Linked DNA regions of Homo sapiens: region 1 is linked to region 2. A link is a loop called in an ENCODE intact Hi-C map of the cell type or tissue named here. Cell type or tissue: PC-9. All regions are shown on one strand. Each heading gives the region's core, and the rest is flanking DNA. Links, peaks and the distances in the headings are about the cores only. Region 1 has its middle 23 kb from the start of LINC01450. Region 2 has its middle 59 kb from the start of LINC01450.

Evidence for each region. A loop is a pair of places that touch in the nucleus more often than their neighbours do. Peaks named below come from ENCODE experiments on the same cell type or tissue, not always from the same donor. Only the 100,000 strongest peaks of a DNase experiment are listed, where the experiment ranks them.
Region 1: it touches region 2 in a loop (8-fold over the local background); 3 of 110 quality-filtered maps call a loop at or near these places.

The regions. Positions count from the first base shown.
Region 1 is chr7:40,997,208-41,009,326 of GRCh38, reverse strand. It overlaps a transcript of SUGCT not described here. Among named protein-coding and RNA genes, the nearest start is that of LINC01450, 23 kb to the right of the region's middle. RefSeq lists an enhancer at 1,916-3,115. In PC-9, for the core only: CTCF peaks have their summits at 5,900 and 6,101 (motif pointing left); DNase peaks (open chromatin) are centred at 2,486 and 5,576; H3K27ac peaks cover 3,890 bases.
Region 2 is chr7:40,915,320-40,927,438 of GRCh38, reverse strand. It overlaps a transcript of SUGCT not described here. Among named protein-coding and RNA genes, the nearest start is that of LINC01450, 59 kb to the left of the region's middle. In PC-9, for the core only: no CTCF peak of the experiment used is centred there; DNase peaks (open chromatin) are centred at 4,948 and 8,558; H3K4me3 peaks cover 1,011 bases; H3K27ac peaks cover 4,751 bases.

The DNA.
Region 1 (12,119 bases), core at 2,200-10,199, 82 kb before region 2:
GGGTATAAAAATCATTTTGAGAATTAATAATTAACATAGATTCATAGACTGTGAAATCGAATCTTTCATTCCATTGCCCATCATTTAACATATAAGTTGCTTTTTTTTTTTTTTTTTTAGAGAGAGACATTGTCACCCAGGCAGAAGTGCAGTGGCACTGTCATGGCTCACTATAACCTTAAACTCCTGGGCTCAAGCCATTCTCTCACCTCAGCTTTCCAAAGCTCTGGGATTAAGGCATGATCCACCATACCCGGCTAAATTGCATTCTTTAGAACTGCATTTTCCCCAAAATAAGTCACTTTTAAGCCATGTCCCTTTTTTGCTCATACCACAGGACATTTAATACTACTGGAAACAGAGATACCATCATATTCTCGCAAGACCCAACAAGAAGCCACCATGCATCGGGACCAGACACCATCCCTTCGGGTGGGACCAGATACCATCCCTTCGGGTGACCACGAGGCAGCAGGAGGGACACACTGCCAACAAGCACCACTGCATCCTGCCAGGTCCTCCCCAGTCAAGAGAAGAGGGCAGGAGAGGTGTGCATGAAACAGACCCAGGGAAGGGCGCATTTGCCCTCCAGCAGCGTCATTTATAGTGACTGGGGGGACTTGCAATACAGGGAAACTGGCATCTCACTCCCCACCGAGAGGCCTCCCAAGCTTCCAGAGCTGGCAGACTCAAGATGTCTCCATGGAAGATGTGGAGCCTTGAGGTGCGATACAGGCAGAGAGGAACACGCAAGCTGTGGCCTGCTTTCAGTCTAGGAATTTCCCAAGGCATGAGTGTTGACTTGGAGGGACTGTGGTAGCAATTCCCGGGGAAAGAGAGGGTGATCCCCAACCCACCTAGTTTTCTTCTGTGCTGAGAGGACATGAAATCAGACTGTGACCTTTCATTGGCCCCACTAAAAGAAACCCGGATGTGAGAGGAGGTGCTGGAGCCAGGAGGTTCCTCCAGGCTCCACCGAGTGGAGACCTGAGATGCCCTCCCAGGGCTGATGGCAGACAAGGCTGCGTTCAGGAGCGTGGGGTGGAAGAAAGCTTAAAAACACATACAGCACTTGCATGGAAACTCCTAGAGGAAAATGGAACCAGGAAGAATCAGAACAGTGCCCAGGGGCGCCTCCCTCCCACAGGCAAGTGGCCATTTAAGAAAGGATTTCTGTGCATCCCCCAGCCCTCCTTCAGGCTCCCCAGAAAAGCTGGGTCTACGGGAGGGGGAGGATAGCATTGCTCCACAGCCAGATTTTGCCCCCCACCCTCTTTCTAAGCAGCCAGAGTCACAGCTCTAGCTTTAAATTGGATATGCAATTAAGGGTTTAAATTAAGCCACACTAAGTTTTAATTACCAAATGTGACCAGGAAGTTATGGAATACACCCAAGATTTTGTTAAGGGAAGAGAAAACTGTGGATTCTACATAGCACAATTGAACACAACGATTTAAAAAAAATACATAAGACCATTTAATTCTTTTTTTTTTTTTTTTTTTTGGATTTCAGTTGTAATTCCTTCAAGATTCCATTGTCATAGAAGCTTTTACTTAAAGCAAATTCCATGCTTTCATGGTCAAATAATCCAAGAATGTTAATTTCCCCTTTCTTTTTCTTGTTTTTTGCATATTTGTGGGATTGCATAGTGTAGTTTCACTCATTGATTATCCCACATTAAATCTTTCACCAAAAGTTCAAAGTCAAGTAAGTATTTGATCACTTGCAAGGGAATCTATCTGGCATTGGTGACTAGGTCTCCAGAGCAGAGAAATTAGATGAAGTGCCAAAGCATTGCATCCGGTTCCCTGGGTGATATTCTAAGGCGTGCACACAGCAGGAACAATACTCTTGGCCAGAGTCAGAGAGGAAGTCATGAGCTCCCGTGCTGAGTATATTCTTGGGTCTCCCCTTGTTTACATTTTGCCACTCTTGTATATCCCTAGCTTTACTCTGGATTAAGGAGGCCTCGACTTGTTGTAAAATGCTTTTGGAAAAGCCTGTTCAGTGAGGGCCATCTCACTTGATCAAACAGGATCATGCAGACCAATCAGTAGTGTAATATTAAGTAGTCAGGGTGCCACTTGAGAAAGGAGACCCATCCTTTGTTTTTGAATGATGACTCTTCTATCAAAATCTGTGTTTTATTGTCATCAAAGTTAAAATGGAAATAAAATATATTTTTAAAATAAAATAGGATTTGTTTCCACTCAATTTAAAAAAAAAACTGAATCTCTAAGCTTAAGATTTTTCCATATTAATAAAATGAAAATTTTTTCCAGAAACCTCTCTGAGGCCCTTCTTCTTTAAATTTATGTCAGCTTCATAACCAACTAACAAAGATATATGTTGTGATAGAGCCCATCACTTCAGTGGATAATCATGTAACTTACAGAAATCATTTCACAATCTTCAGATAGTTATTCTTCAATCTGCCAAGGTATTCAATCAATAAATGCCATTCTATGTAATCATTGCAATGACTGCCAAATGATGCAATCTTAAAATGCGGAAGAAAAAAAGTCAAGAAGGAGAAGGGTGAGTATCCAAGACAGAACCAAGTATTTTACAACAGGCCTTTCAGGTAGACTGGCTGAATTCCATATAAGCTCATTCATATCTGGAAGTCTTTATCGTTGTCTTAAGCCTGGAAATCAATGACCACCATCCCCTTGAGAGCCTGAAACCTGAAACAAGCATATTTCTTTAAGCACCTTTGCAAAAGTACTTAATTTTCCATGAGAACTCACTGTCTTGACCTGGCTCCTGGAATTCAAGGGAAGGGTGGAAAGTCAAGTCCAATAAATGAATAACTTTCAGGAACTTCAAACTTCATTATTTCTGATGGCAACCCAAAGCTTTTTCCATTATAAAAAAAAGGGCAAGGTATTTTGCACTCAAGTAGCTCTTTCAAAGAGGAGAATGAGAGCATGCAGCCCTCTTTACTCTGGTGAGAGGCTCACATTCTATATCTTGTTGGCTCAGAGTGCCTTTGTTTGGAGTCCAGCCCCTGGTTGAGGGTCAGCTAATGAAAGAGGAAATGAGGTTCAAATTCTTTAATTAGTTTTGTCAGTGATTCTCTATGGTTGGCAATAAAAGCAATACTTTCTGGGAGATCAGGTTCTCTTGCTGAAACTTTGGATAGGATAAAGCGCTTGAAAGGCCAAGATCATTTTCAGCCCATTGTTACAGCCTGTCTCTGAACTGGGCTTTTTACTGAAAAGCTTTGGAGCCAAAATTTTTATGTCATCTCCACAGTCATGTCTCACAGACATCAATAAGCATGTCTCTTTCAGATATTTATCAATACATCTTAGGAGGGCTTCACAAAACAGTATATTCTGCAAGCCAACTGGGAGAAAAACAAGTTTTGTTTGGGAATGTTGTGAATGAACGTTGCAGTCTGGGATACACATTTCCTGGAATGCTCGGAGGTCAAGTTCCCCAAAATGGGAGTACTTACACAAGGTTGAGGGCTAGTCACCAAGGATGGGGAAACTGGCTTAGAAGTCAGTATTGGGGGTGAGGGAAATCAGCATAGAAGCATCTTTGGAATGACCATGCCCTTTCCTAACAGCAAGTTCTATGCCCTGATCTTCACATAGGTCCTTATAAGGCTGACCACATAGCCTGATATAAAGGCAACAAACCTAAACATAGGTAACCTCATTGATAACAGTCATGTACCCACATGGAAATTCTTCCCACAGCACAGAGTAAAAAGAGGATTCCAGTGCTACCTCAAAATGGGACATTGCAAACTTGAACAAAACCCACAAAGGAGAAGTTGCCATGTCTTTCCAGCTTTTGGAACAGCTGGAGCTTGTCTGAAAGAAACCACACCCTGGACCTCCTCAGTGAGTCATGGCCCTTCTCCTTCCTTGGGGAATACCCGCATTTCTTCCTGATGGAGAAGACTTTATATGGAGACACCTCTTTTATCCCTCATGGGTGGGGGGATGGGGCAGGAAGAAAGTTTCCAATCTAATATTAACATTCAATTTCAGAAAAGTGTTTCTTGGGCAGCCTGACTTGCTTCGATAGGTCTGTATCAAACACAGAGCATACCTTCAGCTGAGGGGGAAACACTGGCTTTCTAAAGGGTACTAAATCTCCTCACTCAAACTTTACTGTCCGGGAAAATTAAAAAAATAATTCCTTATGAAAATCATCTCTCTGATTCTAGGCACCAGATGACTCTGAAAGTCATGTTAGGCGCACATCACATGCACCCAGGAGAGAAACTCAAGCAAAGACAGCAAACAATGGCAAAGAGACAGCATAGGAAGTACGCAGTTGCTTGCCATTTTTTGGGCAAATGCTCATCAATGTTTACTTTTTCCATTGCAGATATGTATTTTGTGTGATTCTTCAGGGCCAAGTCCACCGATGTCACAATAAACATATTGTCTCTAAGTTCCATTAACTTCCTGCCATATCTTGGGAGCTTTCTTCCCAGGGGAAGGGATCAGTTACTTGTTTCAATGAGAAGAATATTGAGATGCCAGTTATTTTTTTTTTTCCACAAGGGTAATGTATTATACCCATAATTTGTAGAATATTTTACTGTACAGTAACTTTTCTATGTGATTATTTGGTTCTTAATTCAAAACACTGGGTACATGTTTTCAAACAGCAGGGAGGACAGGAGTTGCAACTTACTGATGTCCCTGATAGCTCTTGTCTTCCATAGCCTGCCCAGTGGGCATCTTGTTAGAGCCATAGCAGTTCCTCTCTGAACCTGGTGGTATTTGTGATTGTGCCCATGATGTCCCATTGCAGATGTCTGCATATGATGCTGGCCTCTTGGCTGCAACAATGTGTCTCCCAGTGCTCCAGTTCTGCAGCAGTGTTTGAAATTTTCGTGCTGGGTCTTTTAAATTATTTCTTCTGCCCACCCTGCTTAGGATTGCTCAAAAAATAGCAAATAACAACAATACGCCTGCCTTCACTTTGCCAAAAGAAATGCCTGGGACTTTTCAGAAGCCACATTCAATTTATGAATAAATGAAATGGATCTTCTCGACCAACCATGACAATAAGCACTGGCCTACATATTCAGGGCCTGAAAGAAGTTGAGGCAATGGGCCTAATGAGAAGCAGTCAGCGAATCTAATGAGAATCAGACAGAAGGCCTAATGAGACATTTAACATGCTCTGCCTCTCCCTCCTCTTTTGTTCAGTTTTCATGGGAATCTGTGTTTGGGGAGCTCAGTTGCACTGGCTACAAGCAGATACATATGTCCTTAGTGGGGCGATCCAGGAAGCAATAGAAAGATGCCTAGGGATGGGGAGGGTGGATCTTGGAAAATGTACCCCAAGGCCATGATAATGTGGTGGGATGGATTTTTATTTTAACTGTATCTATACCTTTTCCAGAATATCGTAGAGCCATACAGCTATGGATGATGATACAATAAACAGGCAAGAGATTTCAATCGCATTATATCACTGCTCCTAGGAAAAGAGAGATAAGAAAAGCATGCTTTTCTGTTTCTGACCTTTGTCATTCAGAGAGAACCTCCTGGAATGTAAGTGTTGCACAAAGAAGGATACCTGGGATTGTCTCCGGATGAGGCAGCATTGCTTGGAACACTAGGTGTTTTCATTTGTTGATCTTGGATGGGGTTGGCAGCTAGAGAGAGATAGCTATCAAATTATAGGGTGGGCTGGGCTGAAGTCTCCATTACCTGTGCTGGAGGCAGGAAAAGGAAATAGAGAGACATATGCCCATGCCACCGTTAGAAATTTTGTCTGATGCATGGATTTAACAGTTTGGGAGTATAGCTTGGTTTTGAGAAAGTAGGCAAGATTTCTGTTTTATTTAGCTTGCAAGCACAGGAAATTTGCATTGGCCCTTGTCGCCTGCCTATCTAATTAACAGAGTCTCTTTGGATATACATGCTCTTTGTTTTATTTGCTTACCCAAATATATGCTTTAAATGCAACCCTATCCCTCTCTCTATCCATCTGTTTATTTATTTATGACAATTCTTCTTTTGGTTGTCAAGGTCCAGCTTCTGCTCGCCCACCTGTATCTGAGTTAAATCTGAAGGTAAATGGAACAAGCTTGCTCTTTGGTGGCGCCACCTAGTGGTCTCCCATGGCAACACAGTTCTCAGCAATCATAAATGACTAAGGACTTAGATGTCAGAATATTACGTAGGTTGGTGGGAGAAGTACAGAAAAGAAACGCACCGACATTTATTAAGTTCCAGGTGCTAAGCTCAGAATTTCACGGATTTCATCTTTCTTAAACTTTATAAAAACTCTATGTGGTAGATAATATCATTTCCTAATTATTGCTATTCATAAATAGCAGTATTTATGAATGCCCATAGGAGGCATTTTCATTGAATGCCTCCTATGGGCAGGGCACTGTGCTAGATGCTTTATATACCATTGACTCATCTGTCCTAGTAACAGCCCATAAGGCGTGAATTATGTGGTCTTTTGAGTCTAATTGCCAGGATCTGCAACAGGCCCCAGCCCTTTCAAGCTGTCCCTATTTCATTTTCCTCACCTATAATAATAGCACATACATCATAAAGCAGTTGTAAGAAACAAATAAGACTTCTAAAGTGCTTCAGAAAGTGTCTGACACCTAATAAGCATTAAATACATGCCAGCTAGTATTATCATTCATAATAGCGGCCAAGACTTTTGCCCCAGTGCAGCTAAACATTGCTGGACAAAAACCCAACTATGCTGACTGGTCTTCTAAATTTCATATTGTTAAATCTAAAATGGACACTCAATCATGCCAGGCAGCCCTCCTTGGGTTTCCCTTTCCTCTTCATGTTTAGGCTCTCCCAAGCAACGATTTCTCACCCTTCTGTCCTATCTTCTACATCCTTGCAACTCTCACCCTCGGCTGATGGCTGTGCCTCATTGCTGAGAAAGTAAGCAATCAGCCAGGAGCTTTTTCACCTCTTCTCCACCATATTTACTGACCTGCTTGTTCTCTGTCCTCTATCTCTTGATAAAGGATAAAGTTCGCATTCTCCACCGGGCACAGTGGTTCATGCCTGTAATCCCAGCACTTTGGGAGGCCAAGGCAGGCAGATCACTTGAGGTTGGGCGTTTGAGACCAGCCTGAACAATGTGGCAAAACCCCATCTGTACTAATAATACAAAAATTAGCCAAGCATAATGGTGTGTGCCTGTAGTCCCAGCTACTCAGGAGGCTGAGGCAGGAGAATCGCTTGCATCCAAGAGGCAGAGGTTATAGTGAGCCGAGATTATACCACCGCACTCCAGCCTTGGCAACAAAGCAAGACTCTCAAAATAAACAAACAAAAAAAAGTTCGCAGTCTAATGAGAAGGTGACTGTTCCAATTTTGCACCCAGCTCTCATGCACTCTTGTCTTTTCAAAGACTTGGCTCCTGCCTTGGCTAAATCATCAGATTCTTTCTGTATACTGTATTCCTGCTGTCAGCAGACAAACATGCAACTTTAAATGATTCTTGCCTGGAGGCTACATCCCTGTTAGGTCCTAAATGTTTGTGTCCTCCGAAAATGTATACATTTAAATCCTCACCACCAATGTGATGGTATTAGAAGATGGAGTTGTTAGGAAGTAATTGTCATGAGGGTGGAGCCCTTATGCATCAGATTAGTGCCCTTATAAAGAAAAAGACCCCAGAGATCTCTCTCACCCTAGTAACAGCAGTTGAAGATACAAAAGAAACCCACAGTCTGCAGGGCCCTCACCAGAACTGGACCATGCCAGCATCCTGATGTTGGACTTTCAGACTCCAAAACTATGATAAATCAGTTTCTACTGTTTATAAGCCACCATCTATGGTAGCTTATTCTAGCAGCCTGAATTCAGACATTCCCTCCAGTTAACATCCCATTCTCAGTCCCCATTTTTCTTAGTAGACTCTTTCTTATTCTTCCCACAACTCATTCCAACAAGACTTCTATTCCCCCTATATCTCTAGTCACCAAGAACGCTTATGCCACCAAATCCATAGTGTCCTCTCTCTTCACTTTATATCTCAGCAGGATGTTATACATCTTTGTGTGACACTCCTTCTCTGAGTTTCTGTGACACCACACTCCCCACTCATCTACCCTCCTCTAATTGACCTTAAATGTTGAAGTGCCACCTCAGAGCTTCAGCCAACGCTCTTCTCCTCTATCAGCATCTTTAACTGAGTAATGTTTTCAGACTCATCATGTTAAATATCATTTTTATATAAACATTGAAAGTAGATATCCCCAGCCCTGATCCCTCCCTGAAACTCCAAATTCAGAGACCACTCCCGACTTGTCTGTCATCTCCACATGGATATATGGCTGATAACTGAAACTGCCACAGCAAGAATTTTGATGCCACTCTTAAACATGTTTCTTTTCCAGTTTTTTAATTTTTTCTTAGTAAGTAGCATGACTATATACCTAGTTGGTCAAATGCAAAGCCAAGGAGCCAAAAACCTAAGAGTTATCCCTTGATGACTTCCTTAACCTTAAAAATATGTTGTGCCTCTGTCTATGCCTCTCCATATGCACATTTTCCCACTAGCAAGGGCCCCATCTTTTCTCCGGTCCATGAAATATCTCCTCACTTATCATCCTGATTTCTTCCAACACATCTACAAGCTATTCTCCATACAGCAGCTGGAAACATTATTTGCAAATATAAATCAGATCACACCACTACCCTCCTTTAAATCCATCCAATGGCTTCCTTTCACATTGTAATTAAATCCAAATTTCTCACTCTGGCTTACAAAACACAATATAGCATCTTTAAGAAAAATGATAATGATGCTTTTTCTTCATTTTGAGAGTTCTCCAGTATCTTTCCACCAAATTCCTTACAAAAAAAAAAAACAACTAAGTTAGGCAGAGTCTAACTTAGTTGCTTACAATTGAAGAACTGTAATTACATAGCCTTGGACTAGAATTCATTTAATGTCTGGCTCTTTGTAGGAAAACATTTGGGATATGGATAAATTATGGACGTATCAACCAGATTGCAAACTCCTACCATCCAAGACCAATTTAAGAATGTGTGTGTGCGTGTGTGTGTGTCCGTGCGTGTGTGTGTGCATGTGCATGCCTGTTTGCACATGTGTTCATGCATCTGTATGTCCATGCGTGTGTGTGTATGTGTGTAAGTATAATGAGTAATGCATGCACACACACAAACATAATGATGCTTAATAAGAACTTGTTGAGTGCTTTGAATTTGAATTACAATTGCTCATGAAATCTGCCTTCTCCCAAATCTCAAAAACAAAACAAAACAAAATAAAACACTCCCATCTTGTTCTGGAAAGGAAAAGAGCTGGCAAAGTCAAGGCCTGTTCAATGGGACTGTTGGATGGGGCCAACTTACCCATGAAGCACTGTGCTTGGGGCCCATGGTACTTTTAGGGACCCATGAAAATGTTTTAAGTTTCCTTTAAAGTCAAAAGAAAAAATTGATATAGTAACAAATATATAATAATAAATTCAGCTTGAATTTTTATTTATCTTTATGCCAAAGCAGTTGTCAAATGTAATTGTTAAATTTTTTAATGGAGGAAGGATGAAGGAAGCAGATGTTCTGGAAAGGTAAAAGTCCCACCATGATCCTGCTACTGGAGGCCTTGCTCTCTCCAGGAAAGTTTCGGGTAGCGGACTTTAGAATTTCTGGCCCCACTGGAATCTCATTGATTGGGGAGTGGGCTGTTACCCAGAAGAAATGATATAAGGAAGCAAAAGTAGCAGCATTCTACTACATTTATCCTGTTTTTGTTTAACACTTGTATAGTGTTATAAGTACATGCGAGGCACTATTTTACTTGCTTTGCAAACACGAAGTCATATAATCTACAGTCTCCTAATGAATAGGAAGTACGTCTCTAACACCCTGGCTTACTCTCTGTTGGCCTCTTTCTCAAGGTGGATGTTATTTAAGGATCAACAGAAATTCAAGCATAGAAATTGTGAATTTGTCCATCGATGTACCAGGCATGAAAGAATTGAAAGACTGATTTTTTTTTAAGTTTTAGTCCCAAGGCTGATGTTTGTCAAGTCTTTTCATCTCCTCAGTGATGGTTGGTCTTGCTTCAGGAAGACAAGAAGAATACTTTAAAATGAGAAAAAAAAAAAGCTGTGCATAATGGAAGAGCCTGTCCTTCAGGCAGGGCCCTCAATCTACAGACGTCCTCTCACCTAAATTTATGAAGATCGATCTCCAGGCTTTCCTAAGTAAGACATAAAGTTCAAAGTGTGTCACTTCGGCAGCTCACAGTACAGCAGTCTCTGTTGTGCCACACTGCATTCCACAGAGACAGGTGTATAACATGTTATATTTGCATTGGGTATATATTTACACATGTATGTGTACCACTGCTTAAATTACCTGTTACAGAATCATAAATGTGATCCCTTTGCAGTGTTTTCTTTTTCTCTTTTCAACACATTTTCTGCATAGTGAAATCCCAAGTTGAAGAATCACTGGAAGCTATTCTCAAGAGAGATCACCTAAGCTTTTGTAAAGTCCACAGTCATTAGGGGCGCAGTGAAAAGGAACTTGCTTTGGCTGGGAAGACAGAGTCAGGGGTGTCACCACCAATGAGGAGAAGCTCATTGTAGAGCAACCTTTCCTAATTCTGGATGCTCAAAATATCCCTTGGGGGCTTTCTAGAAGACACCAATACTCTAGGCTTTACCTAGGCTGATTAAATCAGAACCTTTGAGATTGTACCTGGGCATCAGCTAAAAGCTCCCTAGTTGATGTAACAATAAGCCAGCACTCAGAAAAGATACTAATTTATGACTGCTGGGCACAAGAGCTACTAAATTTTCCCAAATAAGACAAACCTTTGTAGCTACAAAGTGCCATAGGACTACAACATTTTTCATGTCATCCTTGTTCCTCTGGCTTTATTCTGGAGCAGTTTTTTAATGTAGTAGTGATTATGTACTCAGTTCAACACACCTAGCTCCTTTTTTTTTTTCAGAGTCTTACTCTGTCGCCCAAGCTGGAGTGCAGTGGTGCAATCTCGGCTCACTGCAACCTCCACCTCCCAGGTTCAAGTGATCCTCCAGCCTCAGCCTCCTGAGTAGCTGGGACCACAGGCATGTGCCACCATGCCAGGCTAATTTATTTTTGTATTTTTAGTACAAACGGGGGTTTCATCATGTTGACCCGGTTGGTCTCAACCTCCTGGCCTCAGGTGTTCTGCCCACCTCAGTCTCTCAGAGTGCTGGGATTACAGGTGTGAGCCACTGCCCACACCTACTTTCAAAATCATTCCGGAATTAAGTCCTCATTGAAAATTCTTCTTAAAACTACAGAGAGGCCACTGAGAGATCCCAGGGATGGACTCCAGGACCACTGAGAGATTTCCGAGGAGTAGCTGGTGAGCATTGAGCAGGTTGCTTATGAATACACCAGGGCAAGCACCCTTAGAGGAAACAGTCTACACCATTGTCAAGACAGGAAATGAAGCAAGTCAAGAGATCAATACCAAGAAAACTGATTTTAGGGAGAAGTGAGGCTTATCACTCCCATTCAACACAGATTTCTTGAATACCTATTGTGTTCCAAGTATGGGGTCAGGAAGGGGCAATCCCACTGTCTAGGATCTGAGAGCTTAGGAAGGAGATGTCATCAAATAATTTCAAAATTACATGGGAAATTATGAGCAGAGTAAGAAGATATGTTTGAACCAGGGTGATGCGTTTGAGAAGGTTTCTAAGAGATGCAACCTTATCCACATCTTGGGAAGTGAATATTATCCAAGTGAAGCCTGGGAATGCCTGGGGAGTGGCCAAAGGAAGGGCAAAGTCATGATCCAGCAGGTGTGTGTGTGTGCAGGGTGGTGGTAAGTGAACCATGAGCAGTCTGGTGATCAAAGCTTAGAATGTTAGGCAGGAAAGAGCAAGGTCAGATTCTTATGGCTGACCTGTGGTGCTGGTTGCCATGTGGAGAATGGAGCTGACAGCGGGGCTGCTGTAGAGAACATGTTGAGGGCGGGCAGATGGTCCCAGCAAGGTGAGGGATGGCAGGACCTGCATCAGTGCAGTGGCAGTGGGTGTGCATATGAATGGGACAGGAAGTAAAATCAGTGGGACTTCGTGGCTAATGGATGTGTAGGATGAGGGAGACAGAGAG
Region 2 (12,119 bases), core at 1,897-9,896:
CACAGGAAAGACCTCAGCAAGCATGCAGAGGATATTGTATAGTTCTGACTCCCCTTTTCCCACCACTCAGTGATACCTATATTCATGTACCACACAAGAGCAAGGCAAGACAAGAGAAAGGAAATCCACATGACTATGTTTTCACCAAAAGATTAAGACATCTCAAAATAATAATTTAAATCAATTTATTTTATCTTTATTTTCCCATGATTGAGTGGGTAGCACTCACAAACGAGATCAGATACCTTAGGGAATGCTAAGTAGCTACATTTTCCTTTGCATATCTTAGACTATGTGAGATTGGTTAATTTGCCATGCCACATATACAAGTTTTTAAATAATACTTTTTATAGTCTTTGAGACACTATTTTCCAGTCACAAAATATGTTTCCCATATTGAGATTTTGAACATGATCCCCTTAAAGGCAATGTCTAAACAGTTATACTGTCAGAGATAGCAGGAACATTCAGGTTTACAAGAGCCCTGGCAGCTCTATTAAATGAATCAGTCTTCACAACTTGGAATTTACCTCAAACTAATATTTGGCCTTGATGGAAAGACTGAAAAACAAACCAAAGTGTATTTGTCTGGTTGGGCTGCCATAACAAATTACCATACACTGGGTGGCTTAAAGAATAGACATTTATTTCTCACAGTTCTGGAGGCTGGGAAATCCAAGATCAAGATGCCAGCTGATTCAGTTCCTGGTCAGGGTTCCCTTCCTGGCTGAGGCTGGCTGTCTTCTCACTGTTTGTTCACATGGTAGAGACAAAACTGGAAAGTTTTCTGGTGTCTCTTATTATAAACACACTAATCTCACCATGAGGGACTGACCTTCATGACCCCATCTCCAAATACCGGTACATTGGAGATTAGGGCTTCAACATATAAATTTTGGGGTGATACAAACATTTGGTCCATTACACAAAGCAAACTACTTGAATCTAGAAACTATCTTATTACTTTATTCTAAGTTTTTATCTTTGCTCTTTAACAATCTTCTGGTTTCCAGCAGCAATTTTAGGAAATCCTCTGATCTAGTATCTATGAATCTAGTAACATTTCTCCATTAAGGAAGAAATTTTGTGGATGTTTCACTGAATAACACCAAACAAAGAGTCCAATACAAAGACAATCTTACCCAATTCTCAAGAGTTAGTTTCTATGATTTCCATTATAAGCTAAGAAGAATAAGGCTTGATTACTACTATTGAAATATTGAGTAACATGGATGGTCCTGTTTGGGAAGAATCAAGCTGTATTAGGTAGTATTTACTCAGCATCAGTAGTAAGTTCTTAATTAGCAGAATGAGCAGTGGAGTGGGATTTTTTTTTTTTAAACAGGAACTTGCTCTGTCACCCAGGCTGGAGTGCAGTGGCGTGATCATGGGATCATAGTTCACTGCAACCTCAAACTCCTGGCTCAAGCAATCCTCCCACCTTGGCCTCCTAAGTAGCTAGGATTACAGGCATGTGCCACCATGCCTGGATAATTCTTGGATTTTTTGTAGAGATGGAGTTTCGCCATGTTGCCCAGGCTGGTCTCAAACTCCTGGACTCAAGCAGTCCCCCCATCTCAGCCTCCCAAATTGTTGGAATTGCAGGCATGAGCCATCATGACTGGCAAGAAATTTTAAATGACACCTTAACCAGTGCTTTTGGCTTGAGTATGATTCGTGACTCTGCTGAGGTTCCATAAATTTGTATTGTGAATACATCATTTTGGATGGGATTGGAAGCTGGTCCAGTTTTCTTATCTTGGTATCCGGTTCAGCTACTTTCTCCTCCCTGCTCTCAACTGGGGTTTCTCCAGACTCATGTAAACCACCAAGCCCAAAAGAGTTGTTCTGTGATGAAGAGAACACCTATTGAGCTTTATCTGAGCGGCTCTGCAGAATAGGGAATAATACCACTTAAAATTAAATAGAGCTAATATCTCAAAAAGCTGAAAGAATGCCAAGGTTTGTCACAATAGTTATCTCTGGGAAGATGATATACATGTGGACAACTGAGGAGGATGAATTCATTGTGATTGTATTCTATTAGGCATATTAAAAAGCAAGTCAGACAAGACCATTCCTTTCCCTGAAACAATTCAAATTGAAAGAGTCATGCAGAAACCAGTCTTTACATGGGGGAATATCATGTGGGTTCATCCCATAAGATAAGAAACCATTTTCAGTGTGAATTTTAGCTTTTGACTACTGTCAGAAAGTATAGAAAATTCTCATAAAAATAGAAAGTCAGGATTTGCTTAAGAAAAGTAAATTTTATTCCAAGGGTTAGTCAGGGGCTATTATAACCCAGAGATATCATTAATTAAGCTCTGCAAGCTGTGGCCTGCTATAGCTCTCTTCCTTCTAAAAACAGAGACTGCAAAAAGCTTTAGGTGTATACACCAGACTTGGAGAAACTTACATGTGGTACACTGGGAGTCATGTACAAGAATCTTCATAGCAACACAATATCCATATGACTAGAGAATGAATACATCATGATATTTGTGATAGATTATATAGCATAAAAATAAATGTGCTATAGTTACACATAATGACATGAAAGCATCTTACAATCTGTGAATGAAGAAAGTTCACCTTGACTTTACTAAAGTACTGATGATACAGAATTAATAACAAGCACTGCCTATGTTTTCTTCCTTTGTTCACTCCATCTGAGCATTAAATTATTAGTTTCATGGCCTGTACGTTATGCACACTGTAAATCTGAGCCCCAGAGATAGTCCTCCATGTTTAAGAGTGTCTTGTAATGGATACCTAGTTGAAGGAGAGAGCTGAGGTCCTTGGATCCATGCTGATGACTGATGGGCTAATCATCCAAGCCAGTCCTGGAGCATCTTCCTGTAGGGTCTAATATAGAAAATTGAGTCTGGGCATAGTGGCTCATGCCTGTAATCCCAGCACCTTCAGAGGCCAAGACAGGCAGATCGCTTGAGCTCAGGAGTTTGAGACCAGCTGGGTGGGGCAACCTGGCAATGCCCCATCTCTACTAAAAATACAAAAATTATCTGAGCATAGTGGTGCATGCTGGTGCATGCCTGTGGTCCCAGCTATTTGGAAGCTGAGGTGGGGGGATCACTTGAGCTGGGGAGGCAGAGGTTGCAGTAAACTGAGATCATGCCACTACACACACACACACACACACACACACACACGTAATTGAAAGATCCAGGCCACCTTGGCTGAAGATAAAATGTCTTAGTCAGTTTGGGGTGCTTTAACAAAATATTTAACACTGGATAACATATAAACAATAGAAATTTATTGCTCACAGTTCTGGAGGCTGGAAAGTCCAAATTCAAGGCACCACCAGATTTAGTGGCTGGTGAGGGCCAGTTCCTTATAGATACTGCTTTCTATGTGACCTCAACTGGTAGAAGGGGCAAATAAGCTCCCTCAGACCTCTTTTATAAGGGCACTAATCCCATTCATGAGAGAACTCTGCCCTCATGATCAAATCACCTTGCAAAGTTCCTGCCTGTTAATATATGAATTTGTGGGGGACACAAACATTCAGACCACAGTATCAAATGAGGAAGTTTATCATCAGCAGGGAAATGTTTCTATTCACAGTTCATGGAGATCAAGATCCACGGCCTCCAGGATGACTCAACTGACACTAAAGAAATAAAGACTAGAAGAATGAGAAGCACTCATTTAGAAAAGCAGAGAAGATAACTTAGAATGGGATCTGAAACACCAAATACCATATTTTTGCCAAGGATGTAGGCAATATTGATGGACTAGAGAAAATTGCAGGCCTGGGGAATCTGGTGGTCCCCAAGAAGAACCTTGACCAGTCAGTGCTTTTTCCTTAGAGGAGAGAAGATTTAGGGGCCTGTGAATTTATTCTCAAGCCAGAAATTCTGAAAATTATTTTCTGTCTCCTTGAATTAAGGTAACAGAACATGTTTCAATTTCAACGTTGATTATTGACTCTCTACCTAAGAGCTTTGTGCTCTGAATGGGTAAATGGTGCAAAACCATGGTTAATGATTATCAATGACCAAGCCAAAAATCACTATGTGAGCTAGAATTCTTGTCAAAACTGCTAAATGCCCTTGTTTTTTCTGATTCTCAAAAGGCATTTTTTCAGAATAAATGTCTCCTGCATGTAATATCTTCAACATAAATAGCAGACAATTCTATGATGTTCTCTGATGGTAACTTGCCAAGTAACTGCAATGCTTTTAAAACCAGGTAGGGAACCAAGGGGCCTAAGTTCCTATACAAAATCTCCACAGGGTGCACACCCAGGACAAAACACTGCTCATCTCTTTCTCCTCTTTCTTCACATTTATAGGCTAAGGAGTCTCCCTCAATTTCTATTTTATAGAGGCTCCAACTGAATCTTGAAAGCGCTGGCCTTGATGTCTACCTCTCCACCCATCTCAGCTTTCTAATCTTCCCAGAAGCACATACAAAATGGCCTTCTACCAAAGGGTCTGTCCAGTAGCTAAGAGCTGGGCACTTTCAAGACAGCTCAGAGGGCAAATCTCCTATTAGTAATTACTTGGTATTGCCCATGCCTGTGTAAAACAGCCAAAGGGCAGGAAATACCACCGGGGCAAAGAGGGGAAAGATAGAGGCCTGTAAAGAAATATGTCTGAAGGCAAGTCAGCTATGTGTGGCACTTATTGCAAGGTAAAACTCCACTCACCATTATGAGAAAGTTACTAACTCCAACTCGAGGCAACTGTCAAGGGCACCTTTCAATTTACTAACCCAAAGCTCATGTGGCCTCTCCTTGAATTTTGCTCTATTTTGGATGAAGTGAAATATACCAGTGGATTCTTTCAAGAGAAGCTACAGTCATTGTTGATTTCTACACTCTCAGTAAAGAAACCTTGTGTTTTTTGCTTCCTTTTAAAGTATGCATGTGATGTCAGTTTTGCCCAAGGCTGCTGTCTCTGTCTCCTTGGCAAGGACTAAGAACCCTGCCCCATGAGTCAAGCTCTCTGACTCCTGAGGCGTGAATATGAGGCAGACTGCAAGAGCCACCTAATGAAGAAGGAAGGTGTTCTCTTCAGAAGCACCCAGGTCTTAAAAAGCACAGGCAAAGAGCCAAAGAGTTTCCTGAAATTAGGACTTGGAGTGCTGGTGCTCCTACCACCAGGGAAGCCAGGTGAAACAACATCACCTCTTTCCTGATCAATTTTACAGAAACTCTGGGATAGGTGACAAATACTTTACTAAGCCCAAAAGGGGTCACTAGAAGACATAGTCCGATTTGGAAGAATGCTAAGCTTAATCATTAAGGAACTCCTCACCCCTCTAAACCCTGGAGTAAAAACCAAGTGTCTCTCCTCATAGCATTGGATAACCATGGAAACAATCCAGGGGGTGACAAATACGGGAAGATACATTTTTTTCCTTTCTAACACATCTGAGTTAATATAGGAACACTGGTGTCTCTTTTGAATCTGCAACTTAACTGACTTCACTACGATTTATATTCATGTTATGGATATATGCAACTTCTCCAGGGTAGAGAGAAAAAGATGGCAATATTTAATTTTAATGTTCTAAATAAATGGCTGGAACTGCCACCTCCCTATTGTGAGATTGTCCTCAGCTCCAGTCTAGAGCCTTTCCTTGCATGCTCATACATGCACACACCCACACAAACCTCTCAAAGTGCAGTGGGCAACCTCACTTTCGAGCTGAGGCCCACGAAAAGCAGGAGGTTACAGCCACCACCCCCGGGGGTTGGTAGCTTTGGAAGCAGACAAAGGCCTCTGCAGGAGATGACAGCTGGGAAAAGCCGAGGCATCTGATTGTGCTGTTCTTGCTTACTGGGCTCTTCTTTGCCACTGGAGAAAGTTTAGAGTCCTGACCTAGCTCCAGGAGTTCTTCGAGGTGAAGAGTATTCCAGCCTACACTAAGCCTGGTCTCCCAGTGCCGCCTGCTTCACCTAGGTGAGATCTGAGCACCCTGATGACCTGCTTCAGTACGAAGGTGCACATGGCCCCCAGCCTCTCTCTACCTCCATGGAGGTTTTATTTCAGAACCCTTGCTATTCCCTCTCACTAGGACCTTTCCACCCTGGCGGAGTGCAGCAACTTTGGATTTTGAAAACACAAGGTTCAGGGACCTGTGCTTCTTTGTTTTTAAAAGGCCCCTATAGTCCACATACAAATTTATTCACCTCGCTTCCAAATAATATATTATTTTGTAAAAAAATAAATAAATAAAATAAAATTTAATTTAAAACCAGAATTTTCACCTTACAAGCACCTATTAAAGTGATTCTTACAATATGAATATTTTTGATTTATACTAACACATTTCCATCTGTATCCCTAGAGCACTGGCAAATGCAGGAAGGTGCCAATAACATCCAACCTGTGATGGGAGATACAGGCATAGAGTGTGGAGCTAACAGTACCTGACCCAGAAACAATTACCCTCAGGGCCAACACCAACCTGTCCACTTCCTTAAAGTGAGCATAGCACAGGAATACTAATCACAGCAATGGGACTGCAATTTAATTACCATCCAAATGAACACGCTTGGCATTTTGTTCTTTTCTTTTCCTTCTGAGGCTTTCAGAAAACAAGGTATTAAGTATTTAAACCTTAAACTTGCTTATCTTTCATTTTATTTTTATTTATCTCTTGGCTACATTCTCTCATGCTGTGTCTCCTTTGCTCTCTGATAATATCTAAAGGTAGTCCATCCTTTCTCTTTCATCTGGGGATCTAGAGATACATTGACAAATAGAAGATCTGCCAATCAACAATTTGGGAGGATGATTTTCCTGTTTAGACAAAGAATAATGAAAGAGAAAGAAGAAATAAAACCAACCAACTGACAAACAACAATAAAACTGAAGCCCAATTCATGTCTGAGGCTCTGACATGACCACATGCCAACAGGAAGTAGCTGGACCACCTCGCTTCCAAATGGGCTGAGTTGGGGGTGCATTTTTCAGTCATTCCTGGAGAAGTCCCACCCTCTCCTTCAGCCCTTTCTTTTTGGCAATATCAGCAGGTACAGGTCAGGTGATAGCAGATATTGAACTTTCCAGGGCTTCTGGTGATATTCTTGTTAATCTCACTCATAATTGTCATTTGTCCTGCACAGGGCATACTTTCCTCACAGAAGAAGCCAATTCAACGGGAGAAATATTTATCATGGGCATCATATATGCCATATCTAGGCACTTAGGAAAGAAGAGACCGAGATATGGTTCCTTCTATGAGAAAATGACAATCTAACCAGTGAGCTAGAAATATAAATGACTTCAACACAAGGTCATAAGTGGAGAAATAATTCTGGAATGTATAGGGGACTATGGAAGCACTCAGAGGGGCCTTTAACCAAGTAGAGGAGGTGGAAGAAGGTAGTCAAGAAAGATACCTCCGAGAAGGTGCTCCCAGGCTGAGTTATAAAAGAAAAGGAGGCAACACCATGATAAAAACTATGGAGGAAGAAAGAAGCATGAGCCACACACTGGATCAGCAAGATGTGTTCAGGCAATTGGAGCTAATGCTAGAAGGGAAGGTGCAGAAGGGCTGTTAAAGGAGCTCTGGGAGATGCATGTGAAGAATCAGGAGGAGTCAGGCTGTGAAAGGCCTGGCTGTGTTCTGAACATGTAGGACTTTGTCAGGTAATTGGGAGTTGTGGAAAAGTATTACACAAGTAAGTTAGATGGTCAGGTAGGTCCTTCTAGCAACAATCTAAAAATGTAGTGGGGTGGGGGCAGTGGGGAAGGAGGAAACTAGAACAAGGAGACCTGTCAATCAGTTATTATAATACTTCTGTATACAGGATCATAAAAGATAAATTAAGAAACCTTGGGTTGGAGTTCTGTGTATTTTATTAGCAACAATCTGAAATGTATTGGAGTGGGGGCAATGAGGAAGGAGCAAAGCTAGGATGAGGAAACCTGTCAATCAGTCGTTACAACACTTCTGTATACAGGATCATAAACAATATATTAAGAACCCCCCGTTTGGGGTCATTTAGGAGGTAAAATGAATAGGACTTTCTGAGTGATTAAACAGAAAATGGTGAAGATGGTTGATTCAAAGGTAATTTCCCAGTGCCTGGTTGAGATAATTGGGTGGATGCTGGCACCAACAAATAACAGACAATCCAGGAGGAAGCTTACTTTTAGGGAAAGATGAGTAGAGTGTTAGACAGAGTGAGTTTGAAGTGTCCGTGGGACATGCAGGTAGAGATATCTGGTAGTCCCTGAGCAAATGAGTGGAAGCCTGAGGAGAGGTCAGGGCTACAGAAATAAATGTGTGAGTTATCTGTGGCTAGCAGGTGGTTAAAGGCATGTGATTCAGTGAGCTCATCCAGAAAGAACACTTAGAATGAGTAGAGAGGAAAGATAAAACTCAGGAAAACCCCAGCAGCTAAGTGGATGGCGCTCCATGCCTGTGAAATAAGCCAGAGTGTGTCAGGTAACTTTTCTCTCATCACCACTTGTGAGGTAACTTTTCTCTCATCACCACTTGTGAGGGAACTTTTCCATCTATTCAGAGTCCCACAGATACCAGATCCTTCTGACAATGACATAAGCATATTTGTATAAAACAGTGATATAAGAGATTAAAAGTATTACCCTGTCTTGTGGAATTTAGACTCTAAGGAACTCTGGCTGTTTGAGTATTTGAATACCAAAGAAATGAACCACTAAGAATGGAATTTCAGTCATAAACAAAGATTTCTAAAGCTAGGATGGGCACCAAGGAATACATTCTCTCTCCCCTCCCTCCTTGTTCTATCCTTTTATTTCGATCATCTTCCAGAATTCTGGTCTCACTCAGTGGGTTCCATTGCATTTCAACCTGGAGAATGGTTATAAGGTCTGATAGAAGGTAATGTCTCTAAAACAAGTAGATTATTCCCATGCTAACTTGACTTTCCTCTTATCATCATAGCTTTGGGGCTGTAATAGACTAACAGATTTTTCTATATCCCCCAAACCTTTTTTTTTTTTTTTTTTGAGACAGAGTCTCGCTCTGTCGCCCAGACTGGAGTGCAGTGGCACAATCTTGGCTCACTGCAACCTCTGCCTCCCGGGTTCAAGTGATTCTCCTACCTCAGCCTCCTGAGTAGCTGGGATTACAAGCACACGCCACCATGCCCGGCTAATGTTTGTATTTTTAGTAGAGACAGGGTTTCACCATGTTGGTCAGGCTGGTCTCAAACTCCTGACCTCGTGATCCGCCCGCCTTGGCCTCCCAAAGTGCTGGGATTACAGGTGTGAACCACCGCGACTGGCCTATTTTCCCCTTTTTACCAAAGACCCTTTTCAGGGGGGTATGAGGAGATGAAGAGACTTATTTTCCACCCAATTTTATTCTCCTGCCTCTAGGCTCATGGCTAGGAAACATTTCCCACCTCTCCATGTAGTGATCCTCTAACTGGGTTTTCTCCAATGGAAAGTGCCTGCCCTCCTATATCTAGGCCTTCAGGATGTGGATGAGTATTATGAACTGAATGATTGTATCCAGCCAAAATATATATGGTGAAGTCCTAACCCCCAATGTGATGGTATTAAGAGATGGAGCCTTTGAGAGATAATTAGGATTAGATGAGGTCATGAGAGCAGAGCCCTCATTCTAAGATTAGTGCCCTTGTGAGAGGAGAAAGGGATGCCAGAGGTTCTTCTCTCTACCATCTGAGGACCCAGCAAGAAGGTGGCCATCTGCAAACCATGAAGAGGGCCCTCGCCAAAGGCCAAATCTGCCAGTGCCTTGTTCTTGGATGTCTCAGTCTCCAATACTGTGAGAAACATGTTTGTTGTTTATAAGCCACCAAGTTTGTTTTTGTTGTTGTTGTTATAGCAGCTTGAACTGAGACAACTGGCTTCTTCTCTCCTCCTGCAGCCTAGATCCTGGGTATGTCTGTAACTCAGTCTCTACCATGCAGATGATGGCAAGGCCCTAAAGGATGATGTGGTCACAAAAGGAGAGGAATCTGGGTGGCTGCGTACATCCCAGAGACCTTGACCTCTCATCTTGAACTTCTAGAGAAAAATTAACTTCTTGTTCTTTGAGCCTCTAAATTTGAGGAAATATTTTTATAAGAGTAACCTACTACCCTAACTTATGTATGGTAGAAACTGTGGGTAAGATGGGTAATAAAACCAAGAACTGCTCCTTCTTCTAAAGGGAATTACATAGTATTTTTCAATTATAGAAAACATTGTAAGGTCATTTTATAATGATTAGAAGAGTCGAAGATACAAAAAAAGTTTACTAGAGTTGACAGTCATGAATTTTTGTCCAAAGTCTTCCCCCATGGGGAGCTAATGCTTCTCAACCCAGAGGAAAAGAAATCTACATTGTATGATTGAGGAACTCCTGATGTCCCTCACTGGGTCTGTTGAATAATAGCTTATTGCTGTGTTGGACATTCCCAGGCTACTTTGTCAGACGAGAAGATTACTTAACATATTCAGTTCCTGGGGCCCTCTTTTATCTACAGTGTTTTTTATGACTCCTTATTTACTTGAACCAATAGATTCCGACATTCTGCACTCTTAGTTATGGTCAATCAATCATGTGTTTCTAATTCTGTAACTACTCCAGACTCCATAAGGCTTTGTCAATAGCTTCATGTATGGACATTTTTAAAGTATAATATCTGTGTGTATAAAGAAACAAATGAATAATAAATGTTAAAGCCTACACAGTCTGACCCTCAAAAAGTGCCAGTAGCATGTCTTTGTCTTTTCTGTACACATACATACAAACACATGCACATACATAAAGTTGTTTTTTAAGTAATTGAAAAATCAAACACCAGATAGTAGAATGTAATTAAAATGTCAGCTTACTGATTCAGAAAGAGAAGTATTCAAGTGTAGACCTAGATTCAGTTATGATAGGATGCTATTACCCACATGATGTTATCAGGATTCAGTTTATCTCTTTTCATCTGTATTGGCTTCATTCTCAAAAAGACTCCTCCTTCATCCTCACAAGATGTCAGAAGCTCATGAGCTACCTAATGCCAGGTTAAAATCTAGTAGTAACTAGTGAGAGTCTTTCCTAACATGGTCCACATCCTGGGATTCACTTTAACTGGACTTGCTCCATTCATACCCATCCTTCAATCAACCACTGCAATCAGAATGACTTAGGACTACATCATGCACTTCATTTCTAGAGCTGTAAGTGGACCCATACCTAGACTGTGTGGACTGAGAAGAAGTAGATCCCATACAAAATATTAGGTCTGGTACTGAAAGAAGAAGAAACAGGTGATGGAGAAACAAATAGCAACCACCCACTGCGGTTAATCTCTTGGCTGCCTAACATTCATATACAATTCTAGTGCTAATATGTATATCTGTGTGTGTGTGTGTGTGTGTGTGTGTGTGTGTGTATGTAGAGAGAGAGAGAGAGAGAGTGTCCCACATCCATATATGACATATATAATATACTCACTCAGTCTCCAGAAAGAAAAAGTAAAATCTCATTTGATGGTTTCACCCCACTTCAAGTTTAAGATTAATGGGTGATGTGCAGTTCTCACAAGGTACCCAACATGCCCAATATACAATGGTGGAGAGAGAACCAAAAAAACAGGGTGCGATGGGAAACATTAGTAATCATTGATTCAATGCATGTATCAAATTCTATTTTATTTACTTATGTATTTCTACATTGTCTGGAACATAGTAGGTACAGTAGTATTTGCTGAATTAATGAATGCACACACAGCTGGACAGGAATGGGAAGGGCTGCCTGTCCCAGCAGGAGAATGAGTTCCTTGCCCAGCTTGTCAAGTTCTTCCTGCTCTTCCCTCTGAGAGAATGGCTCCTGTCCTCTGCCTTTATGGCTACCTTTTCTGCTTTTGGTAGAATCCTCTTGGTCTTTTGTTTTCTGTGACCATATCTTAACACGGCATTGCCAAAACTGTCCCCATTATTAGCCTGTTTTTGTTGTTGTTATTACTGTTGTTGTTGACAACATTTCTTAGACCTCAGGGTTTTCTTAGAGACTAAACATTCATAGACAATTCCTCCTATGAATTGTCTGGCTCCTCCTTTAGGAACATTTGAGGTCTTACCTAGTTTCATATACTGAACTCCATAAGCCAGTCTCCAGATATCTTGTTGAGTCATGATCCTTGA